Linked DNA regions of Homo sapiens: all the other regions are linked to region 2. A link is an interaction called in ENCODE POLR2A ChIA-PET data of the cell type or tissue named here. Cell type or tissue: OCI-LY7. All regions are shown on one strand.

The links. Peaks named below come from ENCODE experiments on the same cell type or tissue, not always from the same donor. Only the 100,000 strongest peaks of a DNase experiment are listed, where the experiment ranks them.
Region 1: POLR2A ChIA-PET joins it to region 2 with 13 read pairs; 3 of 35 experiments call an interaction of 5 or more read pairs at or near these places.
Region 3: POLR2A ChIA-PET joins it to region 2 with 34 read pairs; 3 of 35 experiments call an interaction of 5 or more read pairs at or near these places.
Region 4: POLR2A ChIA-PET joins it to region 2 with 12 read pairs; 4 of 35 experiments call an interaction of 5 or more read pairs at or near these places.

The regions. Positions count from the first base shown.
Region 1 is chr5:100,840,717-100,845,716 of GRCh38, forward strand. The region is part of intron 4 of ST8SIA4 (ST8 alpha-N-acetyl-neuraminide alpha-2,8-sialyltransferase 4); the gene reads right to left. Among named protein-coding and RNA genes, the nearest start is that of MIR548P, 27 kb to the left of the region's middle. RefSeq lists an enhancer at 865-1,084. In OCI-LY7, a CTCF peak has its summit at 4,451; no DNase peak of the experiment used is centred here; H3K4me3 peaks cover 1,266 bases; H3K27ac peaks cover 1,298 bases.
Region 2 is chr5:100,778,163-100,783,162 of GRCh38, forward strand. No RefSeq gene overlaps it. Among named protein-coding and RNA genes, the nearest start is that of MIR548P, 36 kb to the right of the region's middle. In OCI-LY7, a CTCF peak has its summit at 1,922; DNase peaks (open chromatin) are centred at 1,969 and 2,369; H3K4me3 peaks cover 1,687 bases; H3K27ac peaks cover 1,318 bases.
Region 3 is chr5:100,849,141-100,854,140 of GRCh38, forward strand. All of the region lies in intron 4 of ST8SIA4 (ST8 alpha-N-acetyl-neuraminide alpha-2,8-sialyltransferase 4), which reads right to left. Among named protein-coding and RNA genes, the nearest start is that of MIR548P, 35 kb to the left of the region's middle. RefSeq lists an enhancer at 4,206-4,325. In OCI-LY7, no CTCF peak of the experiment used is centred here; DNase peaks (open chromatin) are centred at 3,101 and 3,981; H3K4me3 peaks cover 2,329 bases; H3K27ac peaks cover 3,096 bases.
Region 4 is chr5:100,887,247-100,892,246 of GRCh38, forward strand. The region is part of intron 2 of ST8SIA4 (ST8 alpha-N-acetyl-neuraminide alpha-2,8-sialyltransferase 4); the gene reads right to left. Among named protein-coding and RNA genes, the nearest start is that of ST8SIA4, 14 kb to the right of the region's middle. In OCI-LY7, no CTCF peak of the experiment used is centred here; DNase peaks (open chromatin) are centred at 2,075 and 3,355; H3K4me3 peaks cover 3,821 bases; H3K27ac peaks cover 4,882 bases.

The DNA.
Region 1 (5,000 bases), 63 kb after region 2:
GGGTCTCTTTTCCAGTCAGCCTACATTCTTTCTTATAACATTCTTGTCTCTAGGTTACTTAAGAATATAAGAAAAAAAAAAAGTCCCCAAAGTTTTCTTATTACATATATTCCAAACAATAAAAACAAATGAAGATAGTTTGTTTTTTCAAAAAAGATTGTTTCTGTGTGTTTTATTCTCTAGTAAGTACCCCTTTCCCTGGCCCCCACCTAATCCATTTGCAATCACAGTATGCCTCCTCATTATCACACTCAGTGTCACAGTAAGACATTCAAAAACTTATTTCCTGTGCACACCAAGTTAAATGAGAAAGCCAAAATAAGGGAAATGCAAAACCTACTGTACATCATGATAAAGAAAGAAGAGAGGTTCATAAATCTATTTGGAACGTATTTTTGTTGTCATGTTGGTAATTTCTACACAGGTTACTGATTTCCATAGTTGCATAGCTGTTTACTCTTATTGCCTTCCATGCCCTTCTAGAATAAAGTTGAGTATGTAAAATTATGGTTGGGAACCTGATGCTTTTTGTAAACTGGGACTTTTGTAAATTGGGATCAACACAAATTTTTATTCAAGCCATAGGTATTGGAGTCATTATGCTTATTTCTTTAAAAAGAGGTCAATTATGCAGTATATTGCTGAGGCAGGAGGATAGGGTCTGGAGGCAGGGAACATAAGGCCAATTCACGCTGACTTCTTAGAACTAAATCAAATGGAAACACTTCAGCTATGACAAGAAATATCCTCTCCATTTACATAGGGCATACACCAAGTAACCAATGGAAACCTCTAGAGGGTATTTAAACACTAGAAAATTCTGTAGCGCAGTTATTGAGCTCCTATGCTTGGGCCCCCTCCCATCCTGTGGAGTGCACTTTCATTTTCAATAATTCACTGCTTTTGTTGCTTCATTCCTTCCTTGCTTTGTTTGTGTGTTTTGTCCAATTATTTGTTCAAGACACCAAAAACCTAGACACCCTCCACTGGTAACATAGTTCTGACACAATTTGTGGATAGGCATTACTGTAAATTCTTAGCCTATACTTTTAGCTGATCTTTAATACTGTTTGGAATCTCTTCTGTGAATCTCTAATCAGTGACAAATTACATGTCCCATCCACCAGAGGTATTACATGCATTTGCCAAATCCCTTGATCTAGCATTCCAAAACTACCTTGTCACTTCCCTATGTAATCTTGTTGGCTACCAAGCTGGTTTTGTTGCTTGAGGAAGCCCCTGCTTTGTTTTCTTCTTTGGAGCTTCAGACCTAGCGCAGTATAGCAATCTATACATGTTTATAGAAGGAATGAACGTGATACAGCAGGAACACTTCTATTCATATTTCAAAATGTGGAATTATGTGATTTCAAATATTTTACTACTTCAATAGAATTTTTTAATGAAAAATATCTGTATTTCACTTTTATTCAGTCTGATAGGAATTTGCAATTTGTACATTACTAAAATATTTGTATTTATATATTCTGTGTTATTTCTCATAAAATAATTAGCTTATTAATTTTGAAACTGACAGCAATTCTGGTGTATGCATCTGTTCCAGAGAAAACAGAAAGAGGAAATAATTGTGAGCTGAGCAAAGAACAAAATTTTAGCAACATTGATTCTTCCTGGTAGCGACGTTTATTAATGGAGACTTGCTGATGGATTATTTGATTATAGCACAGATGGATTCCACAAAGTATCAAGTTCCTTTTTTTAAAACAAAAACAAAAACAAAAGTTGACTATTAAGAAGCAAAAACAAAGCTGAAAATTTTGATAAACTGCCCACATCCCACCTCAACACTATCCCCAGTTTTTATTATTCTCAGATAGGGGCTATTAACATTTATAATGACTGTACAATTCTTTCAAGCAGTATTGAGAAACATATATTTTGGTATAAGGTTAGCTTGCCATATTGTAGATTTTATATGTGCCTATAAAATGGTTTTTGCAAAAAGCTCACTGAATTCTGTTGAGAGGAATATGATCATAATTTGAATAAAATGCAGAATCAGAACTTTAGCTGCAAGTAATGATTTTACTTTAATTAAGATTCACCAGTGAAAAGAAAAAAAAGTTAGTTTCTATTAGATCAAATTATCAAATATATTAATAGTGTAAAGTAGAATCTGTGCCATGCTAGATTATGTTATGATACATTCAGTCACATGATTCTTTTAGCTATTTAATTTCATCCAAGTTTGTAACTGATGCAAATATTGTTGAGTATCCAAAACAAGGAAGCTTTAAAGTTGAACTCAGTTGCTTGATGCTATAGCTTAATGAACACTGGTAAAGTTTGCTGAAATTTGTATAAAGGCCAAGGAAGCTCCTATTATAAAGGCCAATAATTTATTAAGGGAAATCCATATAAGCTATTTACCTAAGAATTCCTAATTACTTTATTATATCATCACTTTATCATTTTGTTTATTTTTTAAAGAAAGACAGTTTTCCACTGATTTTACTATCTCTAGAGTGACATCAAAAGGCAATATTTTCTTTAGGAGTGTACTTTAAATGACTAATTAGAGAATGGGAAAAGCAATATAGACCATACTTTCATTATGAAAACAATTTGATGTTGACAATAAAAGTTTATATTGTCTGAAACAAAATCAGTTTATTCTTAGTTAGAAATAAGGTAGCAACTGCCAGCACAATCTCCCTCTGCAACATATTCCATTCAGCTATCAACATGGTCACTGGAAGATGGTTTGGAGGATAAAAGTGGAAGCAGGTAAGAACTGAGTGTTTGTAACTGAGTTCTTAAGATGCTAGCATTCGACTTGTATTCTCACCAGGAAAACTTAACCAGAGGATATAGCTAAACAATATCATTGCTGAAGAAATGAAGTCTGGTGTTGAAAACTCATGTAAAAATAAAAAAAGCAGCAGGCATTTACACAATACAGAGCAATGATTTGTCACTTACAATTTTTTGTTACTGAGCTTAACTATGATGCCTAACCATGATCCATCTGAATGAAGATGCAATGTATGCGTTATCATGAGGAATGGAAGTCAGCCATACTGTTGCTCCAACATATTTTCCACTTCTTGCTCTGCAAATTCCCAAAACATGTTCATAGGGCCCTTATAAATCCCTTCTTTTAATCTCAACAACTTATTTGCCCCTAAGAATGAATTAGCTATCAGTTATTTACACCTTACTTGGTATTTACGCATTTTATTATCTCTCTCCAATATTTGAAGTTTAGGTGGTGCTCATTGAGACGTAAAGCCTTTCCAGTTATATTGAAGCAAGGTCTTAAGAGGGACAGAAATTCTTCACGGAATGTACAAAAATGGTACCATCTGGATGGCTCCCTAATTTGCCAACAAATAGGCACAATGTTATACTAGAGGGCCAGAGTTCCTAAGATATGATGGCAAGTATCCTTCCTTAAGAACTGAGCAAATACTTTATAATTTTGCTTTCACTTATGCTCCACAGGTGACAGCCCCAGCATAAGATCATCTGGATGAAACAGTTGTGTAAGAATTTGCATCGTATATAATGTGATTTGATTGATCTCAAAAGAAACTATTGAACAATATTTCCCACATATATCAACCACCATGTATTATGTTTAAATATGATCTTCAGAAAACCATACTCAATCATAAATGTACTATCTTGAAGGGAGAGTACAAGCACCTACTAACACATAAACAAGAAATCTCATCCAGCAGAATAGTGGGGAACATAGAATAACCCTGGCTATTTGGGACACACATTGATGAGGGGAGGCTGCCAGAGGTATCAGAATCAGGGCACTGCATTTTGATTTTACTTCCTGCACTGGATACTGGTCTTCACCAGGGCTCTATTTTGTGATTCTTCTCTTGTAGGTCTGAATATTCTTTTTGATTTATTTTATCCATGGAATGTGAAAAAGTAAATGGCTTATTTCTAAGAAGTCAGTCATAGGTGTTAGGCTCAAACTGGAAACTGTAAGAAACAAAACTTCCAGCTTGCCTCTGGTGAATGTGGCTCCAATACTTGCCTTTATGTAATCAAATAACTGAAAAAGATTGTTAAAGCCACTTTAAAAATAAGTTTATAGCTAAAGGCTTTAAACTTATTCTGCTACAATGTATTTACTCATCCAGGTTTTTAAATGATTTGGGGGGTAAGGTTTTAGAGCAAAGAGAAAAAGAAACAGAAATGACTCTTTCTTTGATCTCTTACCAATAGGAATCTGATATGGCACACTAGTCTCTGAAAAAGTTGGCAGAATGTATCAGTATCTTGTTTCCTACATGGCAATTCTAGTGGTCAAGCCCCAAGTCTTTTGCCTTATTCTCTAACTTACTTCTTGTATGTTGAGCTGGCTTGACAAATGGCGATAGCCATAATTTGGAAGTTGTGGCCTGAGGCTGTGATTATATGATCAACCACATGAGACACTAGAGTTAGTTAACTGACCATGATCAATCACATAGAAACAAAAGACCTAATCTAAACTATTACACTCAAGCTAAAGTACACTTGTATCATTTGAAGAAGATAAGGACCTGTAATGTTTTCAAAGATTTATGGGAATATTGATTAAATAACTTTTCTCCACAAACTCAGGAAGTAGCTAGTCATGTTCACTGTCTAAAAATTTATATTTGCATTTAACTTTAAACTCCCAACTATTTAATATTTAATAATTAGTTAAAATATATTAATTATTTTACTATATATAAGAAATCTCTGAATGCGTAATCGACCAGTCATCTTGACTTAAATTAGAATAACTTAATGCAAATTAACTCAGTATATATTTTGCATATTGATCAATGTTCTTTTCTCCTGAAAAGTCAAATAAACAAGGGAATTTCCGAGGTTACCTGTGCACCTTCTATCACTCATTAAAAGATTGAGCCTTGAAAGTAAAAGGTAATAGAACAAATTATTGAGCTTTCCCTGTAGTTCGTTAATATAGCAGTATAGCGCTTTGTTCTGATTATGAAATTTTAGTCTTAGAATTTATAAAATAA
Region 2 (5,000 bases):
CACATCTCTAATTCAAACCTCTCGGCTCCAGATCAGTACATTCAATATTCAACTGGTTCTTTAATAATTACACATTAACACAAAAAAGTTACAGCAGTTCAACTTACCATACACAGGGTTCTTGATTTACCACTCTTCAATCTGATTCTTTTCTGGTGTCCTTTGCCTCAGTGAATTATATCACTCTCTATATTGTTTCACAAATTAGAAACATGGGCGTTATCTTTGACTTATCCACATGTGCAATACAATACAACCATCACCACTGATTTAATCAAAGCTACCTTAATGTTTCCCCCATATTATCAGAAAGCTTAACAATTCTCTTCATATAAGCACTTATTTTCTTCTCTCCTCTGCTTTCTTTACTGCAACTACACTCAGTTTCCATTTCCTTTCTCTTCATTTATCTGAAATTCTACTCATTCTTAAAATCTCAGTTTATGGTCCAATTCTTCAAAAGTTTCCATGATTTCTACTGGCCGTCAAATTTTATTTTAATTTATAAAGTAGCAATATCTTGGAAAGCTAATGTGCTTTCATTTAGACCCATTTCACAGATGAGAAATTTAAGGCTCAAAAGGAGATGTCATATGCCTGAAGTCCCCTAGCTACTCAGTAACAGAGCAGGGGTTTGAAAACAAGTTTATGTCACTTAAAATTCAGCCTGGTCTGCAATATTACCTCCCACAATGTTCAATCTTGTCTCTAATGTTTTAGTGTTATTACTATGGTACTGTTTTTGTGTTTCCATTGTTTCATATTCTCATCCGGAGTAGAAACTCCCAGAGAGAGGAACCATTGCTTCATTTGATCATTTAACAAATGCTTTTGTCTATTATATACCTGACATTACACTAGGACCTAGGAATACAGAGCTAACATGTCAAATTTAACAATAACTAATTGTCTCCATGATAAAAGATACTGTTTGGCAGGTCTAAATAATTACTAATAAACCCCTAATATTCTCTATTTTAATGTTGACTATTAAAAATCTGCATCAGATATAGCTTTTTATAAAGCCAGTTATAGAAATCTTGAAAAAGTGTTTTGGGATATAATTCTGATTTGGAAGATATAAATAAATTCTTTTTAAAAATATCCTGATGAAATACTCAGAGGTACAGTCAATTTTTATATACCATTTAAGGTATTATGTAAGGTTCAACATAGATGACATGTTTAACAGTACATATTATAGAAATTCACAGACTGAGTTCAGAAGTGATTAAATAGATATCAATATTTGTGACATAGGCATAGCTTTCTTGTGATTAATAGGTGGGTAGTGGGTTCAATGACTGAAATGTTCAATAAAAACCACTACTGTTAAATCTAGTAAAACCATGAAGGTGTAATATGGCCTGCTGGGAATTCTGAATGACCTAAGCGCCTCCTCCTTAACTCATTGCCCACAGGATACTGGGACAGAACAGATGGAGTCGATCTAAGTATTAGGATGCAGTAAGGGCTGTAAATGAGTCCAGACTAGTTGATATTTCTGGGACTGTGAATATGCCTGGGAATTTCAGTGTATTCTCAATGGCCAAATCATCCATATTTCGTGAATTTTCATTATGTTAAAAAAGTAGTCAGTACATTCAGAGGCGTTAGCGTTTCTATGCTGTTGCTCTGTCATTAGTGGGCAGCCTATCTAGGGGCGATCTGCCTGTCTAGGACACAACTGTTAATTGATTGTGCCATATGTGTTAGACCATAATGTATATATACCTAAATTAGTCAGGGTGTTTGGGAGATGTTTTGCCTGGAGTTATCAGTAAGTACTGGCTTGGCCTGGTGTTGTTTATGCCTTTGTATTTTGTTGTTGTTGGGAGAGGTAGCTCAAGAGAGGCCATTTCCTTATTGAAAGTGCATGTCAGGATGGAGGTGAGGGTGAGTGCACTTGCTGGTGTCTACTAGGGATCCACTTTTGCCACATAAGCAATGTCCCTTACATTGCGCCACTCTGGTCATGTTGAGAAATTGCTCAATTTCTGTGACGAAAAAGGGATCTGCACGCTTACAGCCAGTCTCTATCCCAGAATATCTGAAGGTAAAAATGAGAGGTGAGGGCCACCTCAGGGATTAGCTACCATGGAAGTTCTCTCAGGCTGAATTCACTCTGAGCTGTTGGTGATCTACTGAGTGGGGGGTTCATCTTCACTGTCTTCTTTGTTATTTTCACAGACTCCCAACTTCCTACAACTCCTCCTTTTTCTGAGTGACTCCTGACTTTTGCGATCACAACTATTCTCTCCTATCTTTGTGCTATTTTGTAGACAGACTGTGAGTGAGCACAGCTAACTTGTGAGCCTAGTGTAACCTTAGGAATCAAACTTCCTGCCTTTAAGTTCCTGTTTCACTTTTCACTAATGTAGCTTCAGATCTTTCAGAAGTAAAATGAGATGATACGTGCTGTAAGGACTAATTAAAGTGCATGCAAAGCACTTAGCATTACACATAGAAGAAAGTTAGCTTCCAGTCATTGAAAGAAATTATGGTTTCTTTTTTGTTATTTAGAAGAAATCTTTAAGGTGATTTGAAAGTATGATTTGGGTACGATTTTCACACAAAAAGGGGAATTCGTGATCATTTCCTGTCCATCATCTAGGTAAAAAACACCCTAGAGGTTTACAAAGTACTCTAGGAGGGAATGGAATGTATCACAATGAGAGTGATATTTAGACTGAGTCTTGGGTGATGAACAAGTGTATGTCAAATTAAAGAGATAGGGCAGGAACATAGAAAAATAATAAATAGTATTAAGAGATAAGGCAGAAACAAAGAAAAATAATAATTAGTATGTGGAGGTAAGAGTGAATTTTGTTCTGTCTAGGAACTAAATCTTAGAAATGTAGAAATAGATTTATGAATGAAAAAACAAACAGATAGGAAAGATATTGCCCCATCTCAGTTGGGAGTCAGATAATGGAGGATTTGTCAAGGCAAATCAAGTAGGGCTGAATTTTTCAGAAGGTTGATGGTTGTTAAAAGCAAAGCATAGGTATAATCAGCTTTGTCTTTGTATCTGCCTTTATGCGAGAATAGATTGTGGGGTCAGGAAGACCATCATAAAAAATCTTGTCATTATTCAGGTGAAAAATTATAGCATCATGAACTATAACAGTGGCAAAGTGACTAGAGAAAAATCTATATGTTTAGGAGGTATTAAAAGTTTTAGTGAATGGTATTTCATTATTTGTAAAGATTGAAGAAAATAGATGGCTCTCAATTTTGGATGGGTGGATGAGTATGCCATTTAAGATAGAAACATTAAAAGAAGGAAAGGGATAGAAATGGGGTAAAATATTTAGCTTTGAATATGTTGCATTTGCCAATAGGCAGTCATTTCTATGTGTCTTGAAGTGAGGAGACTGGTCTGCACTGAACGATCAGATTATAAAGATATAGGTATAAAGAGGCCACCACTAAAACCATACAAATGGAAGAGATTGCCCATAGAGAATATATAGCATGAGAAGAGGTGAAAGAGAGTAGCTTACCTGGATTTAGTGCCCAGCAGTGAACCCTGTATGTGGTTGATATTCATCAAGTCCAAAAATAAACTTTGATAAAAAATGAATAAATCTGTTCGATTTTAGGGGTCTTCTCAGAGCAAGATGGAGTTTTGTATATTAAAATGTTTAGTTTGGTGTCAGCGTCTGATCTGATTTGGTCTATCTCTGCAATGTAGAAATTGGCTCATGATGGCCTGTCTCCTTGCGATGGCTTTAAGGGAAGGGCACTGTGACACTTTCCTTGTAAATTGGGCCACAAGATTCCAACAACAGATACCACTAGAAGTTGTCATTCAGAGAAAAAAATGACCTGTTAAAAATATAGATTTACCTTGGAGATGTTGCAGGTTTGACTTCAAATCACCACAATAAAGTGAGTCACACAAATTTTCTGGTTTTCTAGTGCATATAAAAGTTATGTGTACACTACTTTTACTTAATAGACTATCCTGTGGTCTGGGGGTCCCCAACCCCTAGGCCTCGGACTGGTACCAGTCAGTGGCCTGTTAGGAACTGGGCTGCACATCAGGAGGTGAGCAGCAGACAAGCAAGCATTACCATCTGGGCTCTGCCTCCTGTCAGATCAGTAATGGCATTGGATTCTCATAGGAGCATAAACCTATTGTGAACTGTGCATTCGAGGGATCTAGGTTGTGCACTCCTTATGATAATCTAATGCCTCATATTCTGAGGTGAAACAGTTTCATCACCACCCTACCATCCACCACTCCCCACCCCTGTCCATGAAAAAAACTGTCTTCCCTGAAACTAGTCCCTGATGCCAAAAAGGTTAGAGACCACTGCTGTAGTCTATTACGTGTGAAATAGCATTATGTCTTTAAAAATGTGTATACCTTAATTTAAAAATACTGTGCTGAAAATGCTAATGATTATCTGAGCCTTCTGTGAGTCCTAATTTTTTACTTGGTGTGGGGGCCAGGGGAGGTCTTTACTCTGTGTTAATGACTTCTGATTCATCAGGGTGGTGGGTCCTGAAGGTTGGTTGTGGCTGTGGCAATTTCTTAAAATAAGGTAACAATAAATTTTGCCACATTTGACTCTTCCTTTCATGAACTATTTCTCATTAGCATGTGATGTAGCTTGGTAGCATTTTACCCAACAGTAGAACTTCTAAATTTAAAATTCAGAGTCAATCCTCTCTAAACCTGCCACTGCTTTATTGGCTAAATTTAAATAATAATCCAAATCCTTTGTTGTCATTTCAACAATGTTCCCAGTATCTTCACCGGGAGTAGACTGCATATTTGCTTTCTTTGCTCATCCATAAGAAGCAACTTCTCTTCTGTTAAAATATTATCAGGAGATTGTAGCAATTCAGTCACATCTTCAGGCCCCACTTTTAATTCTATTTCTTTTGCTATTTTCACCACATTTGCACTTACTTCCTCCATTCAAGTCTTGAACCCCTCAAAATCATTCATGAAAGTTTAAATCAACTTCTTTCAAACCCCTGTTAAT
Region 3 (5,000 bases), 71 kb after region 2:
GAGGATGTTTAATTAAGGACAAGAGTTTTTTTGTGACAGTTTGAATATTCCCATGTGTAAGGACAAAGTTCAGAACCAGTGATTCTTAGAGCCCAAAGGAATCTATACGATTATATACATTGGTACGTATATTTTAATGGTTATAAATCTGACACTCAAGGATTTAAACAGTCTTGTCTAAAGTCAGAATAGGAAAGGTTTGTTTTCGTCTTCCTTGGAAATCAAATTTCTGCGTAATTCTTCAAAATTCTCTACGTCAGTGTTCTTAGTTAGAATTGTTCAAATCCTCTTTAAAATCAAGAAAATTTTCGCAGAACCTGCAAAATACATATGTGAGCTTGAATTTAAGAAACACTGCTGGCTGAGCGCGGTGGCTCACGCCTGTAATCCCCGCACTTTGGGAGGCTAAGGCGGATGGATCACCTGAGGTTGCAGTTCGAGAGCAGCCTGGCCAACATGGTGAAACCCCATCCCTTCCAAAAATAGAGAAAAAAAAAAAAATTAGCCGGGCGTGGCGCCTCATTCCTGTAGTCGCAGCTACTGGGGAGGCTGAGGCAGAAGAATCAATCGCTCGAACTCAGAAGGCGGAGGTTGCAGTGAGCCGATATTGCACCACCGCACTCCAGCCTGTGCGTCAGAGCGAGACTCTGTCTCAAAAAAGAAACCCAAAAAACAAAAATAAACAAAAAACAAACAAAAAAACACTGTTGTAGGGCATGAGATGTTTACCAAGTATTTCTAATAAAAACAAAAATTCTTAATTCCAGGCAAATCTAAGGCAGTTTATGTAGCCCATTTATCTTACACATATTCGTCCTTTGCAATCACTACAAAAGACTATATTTTTTTAAGTATACAGGTATCTTATGTATTCTCCACTGAAAGATAAATAACAAAAACAAAAACTATTAGGCTGGTGCAAAAGGAATCATAGTTTTTGCCATTACTTTCAATGGCAAAACCCACAACTACTTTTGCACCATATTACTACACATGGAATCAAAATTTTAAAAATCTATATGAAATATCTTTAAAAATTTTTTGAGAAAGATGTAAGTTTAAAAATGGTAAATAACTTTAGAATTATTTACTATGATGGTGACATCACAGAATATTATATACATTTATCAATGTCATCTGTGAGTACTCATTCCAAGTGTTTATCTTGATTAATACAAAGTAGAAGCTTATTAATTTAATGAGAGCATAACCTCCATTATATTAAAACAAATTACTACTTATAATGTAGTGACAAAATGGTACATATATATTACTTTTGTTATAGTAGAATTTAAAAAAGTAAAAATTAAAAAAAAAACTAAGGGGCCATAAAAATTTATACGATAATTGAGTTAAATATCTCATTTTGGGTTTAAATCTTTTAATAATAGTTCATAATAATTAGCAGGGGCCAAAGAATTAAAACGTAAATATTTTAACATTTTTTCCCAGACTCAAATATCAACAGATCAAAAGCTTAATGTTTAAAATTAAAATATCTGAATACAGATAATATTTTCAGAAGGGAACATATTATACAGTATTCAGTAGGTTTAAACCCATCCATACCTCTGTGTTTATTAAAATTCCCTTTTCTGTGGGAAAAAAACACATTCTAAATGAATCCATATTGTGTAGATGTGTATATATATATATATAACATGTGTGTGTATATATATGTATAAACAGACAAAAAGGATAGATGAATAAGAGTAAATATTAACTGTTGTTACTTCAGGATATTGTATTTGAAAAGGTAATATAAGACTAGTTTATATATAATTATTTGTTCAGAATTATTATTGTAACCATACTTTTTTTTTTTTTTTTTTTTTTTGAGATGGAATCTCATGCTGTTGCCCAGGGTGGAGTGCAGTGGCATGATCTCAACTCATTGCAACCTCTGCCCCCTGGGCTTAAGCGATTCTTCTGCCTCAGCTTCCCTAGTAGCTGGGATTACAGGCATGCGCCACCATGCCTGGCTAATTTTTGTATTTTTTATTAGAGACGGGGTTTCCCCATGTTGGCCAGGCTGGTCTCAAACTCCTGATCTCAAGTGATCCACCCGCCTCGGCCTCCCAAAGTGATGGGATTACAGGCATAAGCCACCATGCCCGGCCTATTGTAAGCTTTACATTAATTTTATATTTTAAAATATACTATTAGTTTATAAAATCAGCTAACCAGAATTGTATATTTACTTTCCTTTCCCTACCTCTCATTTTTCCTATAATTTAAAATATTTTTAATAACAAAATAAAATTATATACAACAAGAACAAATGAGAAGTACTACAAATGTCCATCAAACAAGATTGGTTAAATACATTATAGAAAAGTATATAATGGAATATACTTTCCTATTAAAAAAAACAAGCTGTATTTATGTGTTGTTGAGAAAATGTCATGTTAATTTAAAAAATAAAGTGCAAAAGAGTACATATGATTCGAGTTGTAGAGCTACTACAATAAAAACATATTTAGGTTTGTGCATATAAAACATAATTTTAAAATATGCTTCTCTATCTATCTGTCTATCTATAGGTTTTTTGGAAGGATTCTTAAGAAATTCTCGTCATAGTTTGATATTGAAACTGAGGATACACTTTCTGTAATGTTTGTTTTTTTCCCATATTAAAAGTAAGAAAATTAAGTATAATCATCCCACCAAAGTAAAAACAACACTTGGTTATTACTAGTCAAATTAAAGTAACTGTAAAATAAGAATTTTTACCTAACTCTAAGTATTTTATAAAAATGTATTTGAGCTATGTCTTAGATAATAATTTAAAATATTATATAAAACTGTCATTAATTTAAACAGGTTATTAAGATATTAAGTTGTATATTAATAATTTTCTTAGAACTGTATAAATAAGAAGCTTTTATTTTACATTTTGTAGCCAAATTTTTAAATGACTTTGAAGTCCCCAAATCCCCTCTTCATGCTTACTATCTTATTTGCTCCACTCTTCTTTTTTTTTTTTTTTTTTTTTTTTGAGACGGAGTATCACTGTGTCATCCAGGCTGGAGTGCAGTAGCATGAGCTCGGCTCACTGCAACCTCTCCCTCCCTGGGTTCAAGTGATTCTCCTGCCTCAGCCTGCCAAGTAGCGGGGACTACAGGTGTGTGCCACCACATCTGGCTCTTTTTCGTATTTTTAGTAGAGGCGGGGTTTCGCCATGTTGGCCAGGCTCGTCTCAAACTCCTGACCTCAGGTAATCCACGCACCTTGGCCTCCCAAAGTGTTGGGATCACAGGCATGAGCCACTGCACTGGGCCCAAAATTGCTCCATTCTTTATTAAAAAAAAAAAATACAAAATGTTAATTTGAAAAATGCAGCCCATGTGTGGGGCTTCTGAAGAAATACCAGTAAAAAAGTGGCAATCCCACACCAATTTTATGCTTTCATACATTCTCTTAAACTTGCAATTTATATATCTGATTTGTCCCCATTAGATTACTCTCTTACTATTTTTCAAGATTCTTTTTAAATTATGAATCTACCTATATATCTTTTCCTTCTGTTTTACTGAATATGGTTTCAAAAGAATGACAATATATTACAACAATACCTAAGAGTATCTGAATTTTGTGACTGATGGTTTCATCTTTAGAGCTTTTAGAAAAATCTAAAATTAAATAGGTTTTTAAAGTTAGTAAGGAATCACAGTTTTTGGAGGGCAAAATGTTTAAGTAATGATGTCTGACCATATGAAAACTATCTAAATGATCCTCACTGTGTTCAGGAATCTTGTTTTACAAATCACTGAAACTTTTTATTTTAATTGCAGTACTTGGAAGAGCCTTCACATTTTAACATTATGATTATACACACCCTAAATTCTGTGTCTTGGGTGCTTTAATTGCTCATGAGAGGCAACCAACTCCAGTAATCAACAGAGGATATGAAACTTCTTATTTTGCTGAACTGTATTAACCACAGGGTTTCAGAGAGGTAAGTCAAAGGAGATGTAAAACAGTTACTTAAAGAATAGTTCTTTGGGGAGTTTGCCTTTGCTTTCATATCACAAAAATCATTTTTGTTTCATCAGCGCTCACACTTCCTTATTTTCATTTACAGTTCCAGCAGCAAGTACACACATTAGGTCAAAACGCTATCTTACATACATCAATGTATTAGTTTCAATAAAATCCATAAATGAAGTTGCCTTTCACACGTACACCATGTGTACAAATTTCCATTCTATTTGAAAAGTCACAAGCCTCTCTAGAGCTACTTTCATTATTCTTGGCCACAGTTTAGAACTCAATACCTTGACACTTTAAGAGGGTATATGTAGATTTGTGAACAGGAAGGTGGAGAGAGAAGTTATTTCTACAGAATTCAAAATCAGTTTAGAAAATATGCCTAATTCATAGTAACCAAAAAAAGCATACCATTCCTTTCACCAGTGGTCAGAAGTTTGGCCTTGTTGCTCTTTGGAATAAAATGGTTAGGAATTAGTGAAGTAGTTTATATTTATAATGGTTATAAAAGTGAATAGGACAAAAGATAGGAGTCTTGTTAAATTACTAAAAGAATCTGCAAAGTTTATGTTTAAAATATCTGTAAAAACCCATGTGTATTCACTGTTAATCATATATAACACTATCTGGATTCTAACTTACTGAAAATGCACTACTGCAGTCACTCCTCTTATTTCATGCTTTGGTTTTGGTATTGGATTGAGAAATATAAACCAAAATCTAGGAAACAAAGGTACTAATTCAGAGTAATCTTAAGTTTTCTCATTAGTTTTCCATAGTCAGGGAGGACTTACTTCAGATTATTTCTTTCTAAAACTTAATCTGCTATCACTGGAATGTGTTTGTGTGTGTGTATGTGTGTGTGTGTGTGTGTGTGTGTATGTTTAAGATGGAAACATTATCTTTTTAAGGTGTTTTTCAGAGTAACATGATACCCAAACAAAAACAGACATGTTCTTAACACAATGCACTGTAATGTTACAGTTTCTTAAGATGCACATTTTTTTAAG
Region 4 (5,000 bases), 110 kb after region 2:
GTGTGGCAGAGGTAGCTAATTGTTCCTTAGTTTCCTTTTTTCTCTTCTTCCTTCTAATATTTGAACCTTCTAAGTTTTACTTGGGCACATGGATGCTCAGCTAGAATATTTGCAAGTCTCAAAACCCAAGTAGAGCTCAGTTGGGTCATGCAAGTTAGTTTTCTTAATTAAATAGTATATGAGTGGATCATGTGAGTTTAAGTGAGAAATAAAGAAATTTCCTACTTGTTTGGCCACTAAATTTTAAGGTTACTTTTTTGGTCAATACTTAGCCTAGCCCATACCTAATATATAAATTGATAACAGATTGAGAGGCTACATGAACGTAAATATATGCATATGCTAAGTAGGTAGATGATGGAAAATGATTATAATATATATATATAGCTGGCTGGAAAACTGATGATCCTTGGCATGATATAGAGAAGCACCTGATACAGTTGCTGTCTTCAATAATTTGGAAGTTGTGCCATGCATCTAATAAATATGTTGTTCTTGAATAATTGTTTAAAATGTGTCTGTATGTTCGTTTATGTTAGTTTCTCCTTTTAGTAAGGCACTAGAAGAGGTGAAGTCAGGCATAAAATAGCCAACTAACTTGCATGCTGAGATGAAAGGGAATACATATCTGGCAGTGCCTGTAATCTAAACTGTGTGAGAGTCTATTGATTGGGACCTTTTAAATGTTCCTGTAACCCCAATCAGCAAGAGATACCACTATAAATTGGAGCCATCCAGGCAGCAAAAGGGATATTGCCTTCCCATATAAGTCCATAGATTAAAATGACTTAAGGGTAGCTGCCATTAAATTGAGAGGAGGAAAGGATAGGTCAGAGTAATTAGAGGAGAGTTCCAAGGGTTAAGAACAGTGAGCAGAAGAAATCACTGGATGAGGTTATTTACACCTGGAACTAACAAGAAGGGAAGAGTCCGGGACCCTAGTAGATTTTAAGGAAAAAAAAAAAAACATATATATATATGGCTTTAATATCTGAGCTCTGGAGAAACACGAATCAACAAAATCTAATGCTTAATATGCATGCTTTACCAGTACAAGTTTTCCTAGTATGTGGTCAAGTTATTACCTGATATTCAAAGCAGGGGGTTGTGTTTGACTCAAACTATGAACCTGGCCTACAAAAGTCTGGAATTGTTTGATTCTAGGGGTATCCAACATAATAGGGGATATACAACATAATACCAGCAAAAAGCAATTTGAGAAAACGCTACACCTAGTTTGGAAATTGGATATTATTTACTAAAGTGCTCTTAGTGCAAGCTTGTATTTTCAAAGTAATAAAAACAATGTCATTATTATAACATTTAAGATATGATGGAAACATTTTTCCTCTAGTGCTCTTATTTTTTAAGCTCATCACAATTGGTAAATTTTATTAGTGAGAGCAGAATATAACCTCATCCCTTGACTCCATCAAAAGAGTAATTCTCTAACTCAGAAGGCATAAGCATGATTAGCAAAGAAGGGAGGAAAGTAACTCATATCTTTTCTTTTGTTGTCTTTATTTTGATTTGCTCTAAATATTTTCCAGTTTAATATTTGTTCTAATTAGAAAACCAAGTGATTGAAAAACTCTGCTCTAATTTTATAAACAAGAAATATGTCCACCAGCTAGTTGAAAAAATAATGTTATGATCTTTTTCCCCAAATATTCTGAATATCAGGTTCAAAACCAGTAGAATTTGTACAGAAAATCCTATACAAATGCTCTACAAATGAAATCACAAAAATTGATAGAAATACCACTGACACACCATAACAGTTTATCTTAACAAAGTCCAGGTTATATAAGAAGATAATTATATTTTAAATAAGCAACCCTAGGGCTTATGCATTATAGAAACTGGAAAAGTGTTTATGTCAAGCACTTAATGATTTTTCACAAAAGTTAACAACTAGCATCAAAAGTGGCAATATACAGAATTTTTTGTATATATTTATTGAGTACCACTTATTTGTCTGGTGAATAATTAATATCTGACACCTGTACTTCAACAGAAATTTCTCATTTCCTGTGAAAACGACAAGGCTGGCTCTAAAATAGAGACTACACGGATGTGGTTAAATCATCAGGCTAGATGGTGTTATCGTTTTTCTTTGAATATAATTTAAATGGGTTGCTGTAGATCTATTTGAAGATGTACACTCCCAAGAAGTGGCATGTTTGCAAGCTGCAGTGAGTAAACTAGTGGTCCTGATTTGAAAAAAGACTCTGTAGCTTGGAAATCCAAAAGGGAAAATCTATTTTATTTGGTCAAAAAAGTTAACACATGCTAGTCAACTAACGTCAAAATGGACTTTCCAATAACAGCACCTTTGCTGTGTTATAGACAGTTAGTTGCAAAAATAATGTAAAACATGTCTTTTAAGTTCCTGATTATAAGTAAACCTCTTTATTTTATTTACTCTTAGGGAAAAATGATTTAAAAAGGGAACTATAAGAGTTAAGCACAGTTTTAAAAGACATCATATTGTCTAACTCTTAGGAGAAACTAATGCTTAATAAGATAAATAATTACTAAATGCAGATTGTAATTATGTGTTTTTCCAATGTTGTTATAGGCTCAGCAGTATTTTTTCAACTGAAGCAGTGAAAATAGTAAAAGTGATTTCAAAACAGAAAAGACTACCAACTCACATAGACTAATCAAAATATAAAAACACAAAAAACTTAGGCAAAACTTGGAATTCGATATTTTACAAAGTAAAAAGAAAAAGAGGTAAACTTGAGTGACTCTGGGTTTGTTTGTTTGTTTGTTTTTTCTTATTCCTGAACCAAACTTTCAGTTTCTGTTTTAGGTCTTCTACGTATGGAAAATTATCTGAGTTAAGATTCCATTTATAGGATCCAAGAAAGACTGAAAGTAATTACTATGAGTGAATAATATTATGACTTAAGTGCTTCATAATTTTTGGAAACAGTAAGAAAAGGTTAGTTTTTTATCTCCTAGTGCAAACAGTTTTTAGATTGTAGATGTAATGGCGAATTAAAAGCTTTGTGAATTTGCTAAGTCTAGTTGTTGTTCAGACTATAAATATGAAAAAAAATTCAAGTATAATTAGCTAAATGTCATTGGAAGCATAGAAAACTCCTGTACTTAAACTGAACTGAAACAACAACATGTCACCAAGGAGAACATATATGCTTTTGCTAAGAAGACAATTGATAGAAATTTTTGTTTAACAGCAGGTCAAACAAAATTATTTCAGAAATGAGAGAGGTAGAAAGAAAACTGGCTTTAATATCTGCGCTCTATCTAGAGACACATGAATCAACAAAAGCTAATGCTTAATATGCATGCTTTACCAGTACAAGTTTTCCTAGTACGTGGTCAAGTTATTACCCAATATTCAAAGCAAGGGGTTGTGTTTTCTGTGCATGACTCAAAAGAACAAACAAAAAAAGACCCTTCACAGGTCTTTAACTGTCATTTTGTGATCCTAATTCAACTTTTGAATCCTCATTAGATAAGCAAACACCTAAATTGAGCAACTATTTTAACATTAAAGATAACTGAAGGAATCTGAAAATCTGTTTCATTTTCAGTGAAACTAAATATCTTAGTCATAAAAACTATTTTTTTTGTTAGGCAATATCAGCCTTAAACTGAAAGGTTGGTTTGGACTGTTGAACTGACAACAAGTAGAGTTCTACCCAGAAACTTTTAACTGAATTTTCAACTAGAACTTCCCTTTCAACGTCACCTATCACTTGAAATAGCAACTGCAGAATCCCAGAAAATTAATTTACTAAACATTGTTTAGTAACAAGTTTTCACTCGTGAAATGTTAAATATAACTAAGTTATCACCAAGTGCCACTCTTCTCTGTGGGTTTCTTGGCAATAATAAGCACACAGTTGCAACTAAAATTTAATCTAAATGACATTGTTAACTCCATCAGAAAATACTGTGTGACGAATCTTATAGGTGGAATGTATCACAAGTTGAGAAGCAAATTAGGCTATGATACATATGTTAGGAATCAGTTTTTGCAAACTTTAGACACTGACTACAAAAAAAAATCACTGTAAATTAAGTTAGTACTGACCCAGTTCACTAAAAGAAAATAAAAAGTAAAACTAAAAAATGCCCAGTGTTTCATTATGCCTACAAAAAAACAGAGAGAACACACATTTTTTATTTGTTTGTTTTGAAAGATTATTTTTGCAAGGCAACTTGTCTTAAAGCTCTGGAAGAATAAAACGTTTAACTGTACCTTATTTAGGATTTCTAAGTCCTAGCAGTTATGGGAAAGACATCTTAGTGTCAAAAAAAATCTTAAACACAACAAATGAAAAGGCAAAATTGTCCCACAATATTTGATGAAGAGCATTTTTAGTTTAATTTACACCCTAGAGTGCCATTTGATATTTGGTCCAGAATTTGGTAATGTTGAATGAAAAATGACTTTTGTTATTTTAGAGCAAAGAGAATCATTTATTCCATAATGATAAATTTTAATAATATACATTTGGGTACTAAAATATATTCTTAACAAAATTATTTTATAAGGTCCTGGTTCCTCAGTCAGGAGGTCTGGGTTTGAATCTTGACACTGCCACTAATAAGCTTTGTGACCCAAGATTAGCTCTATCGGTAACTTATTGATCAAAGCAAGTAGAAGATAGTATAAACATTGTATGTAGAAGTTTTTGTAAAGTAAATCTATGTATGCAATAGGAAATTTTTCTTGTCAGTTAAGCATATATAAATTTGCAATTATGTTTAGTTAACCTGCAGGTTTTATGTATTTCAGATTATTGATATATCATGACACTAAGAGCTGAAATATTTTTTCTAATTATGATGTGATAAAGCTATCCTGATGTGTACATTTGTACATTTCTATACATCTATAATTGATGTTTGCACTTTTCGGGGTTTCTAGTCAACATGTAAAAAACAATAACAAAAAAAGAAAATAAATAATCCAAATATGGAAAAAAAGTCAAGTTGCAAGTATTGGACATAACTACATA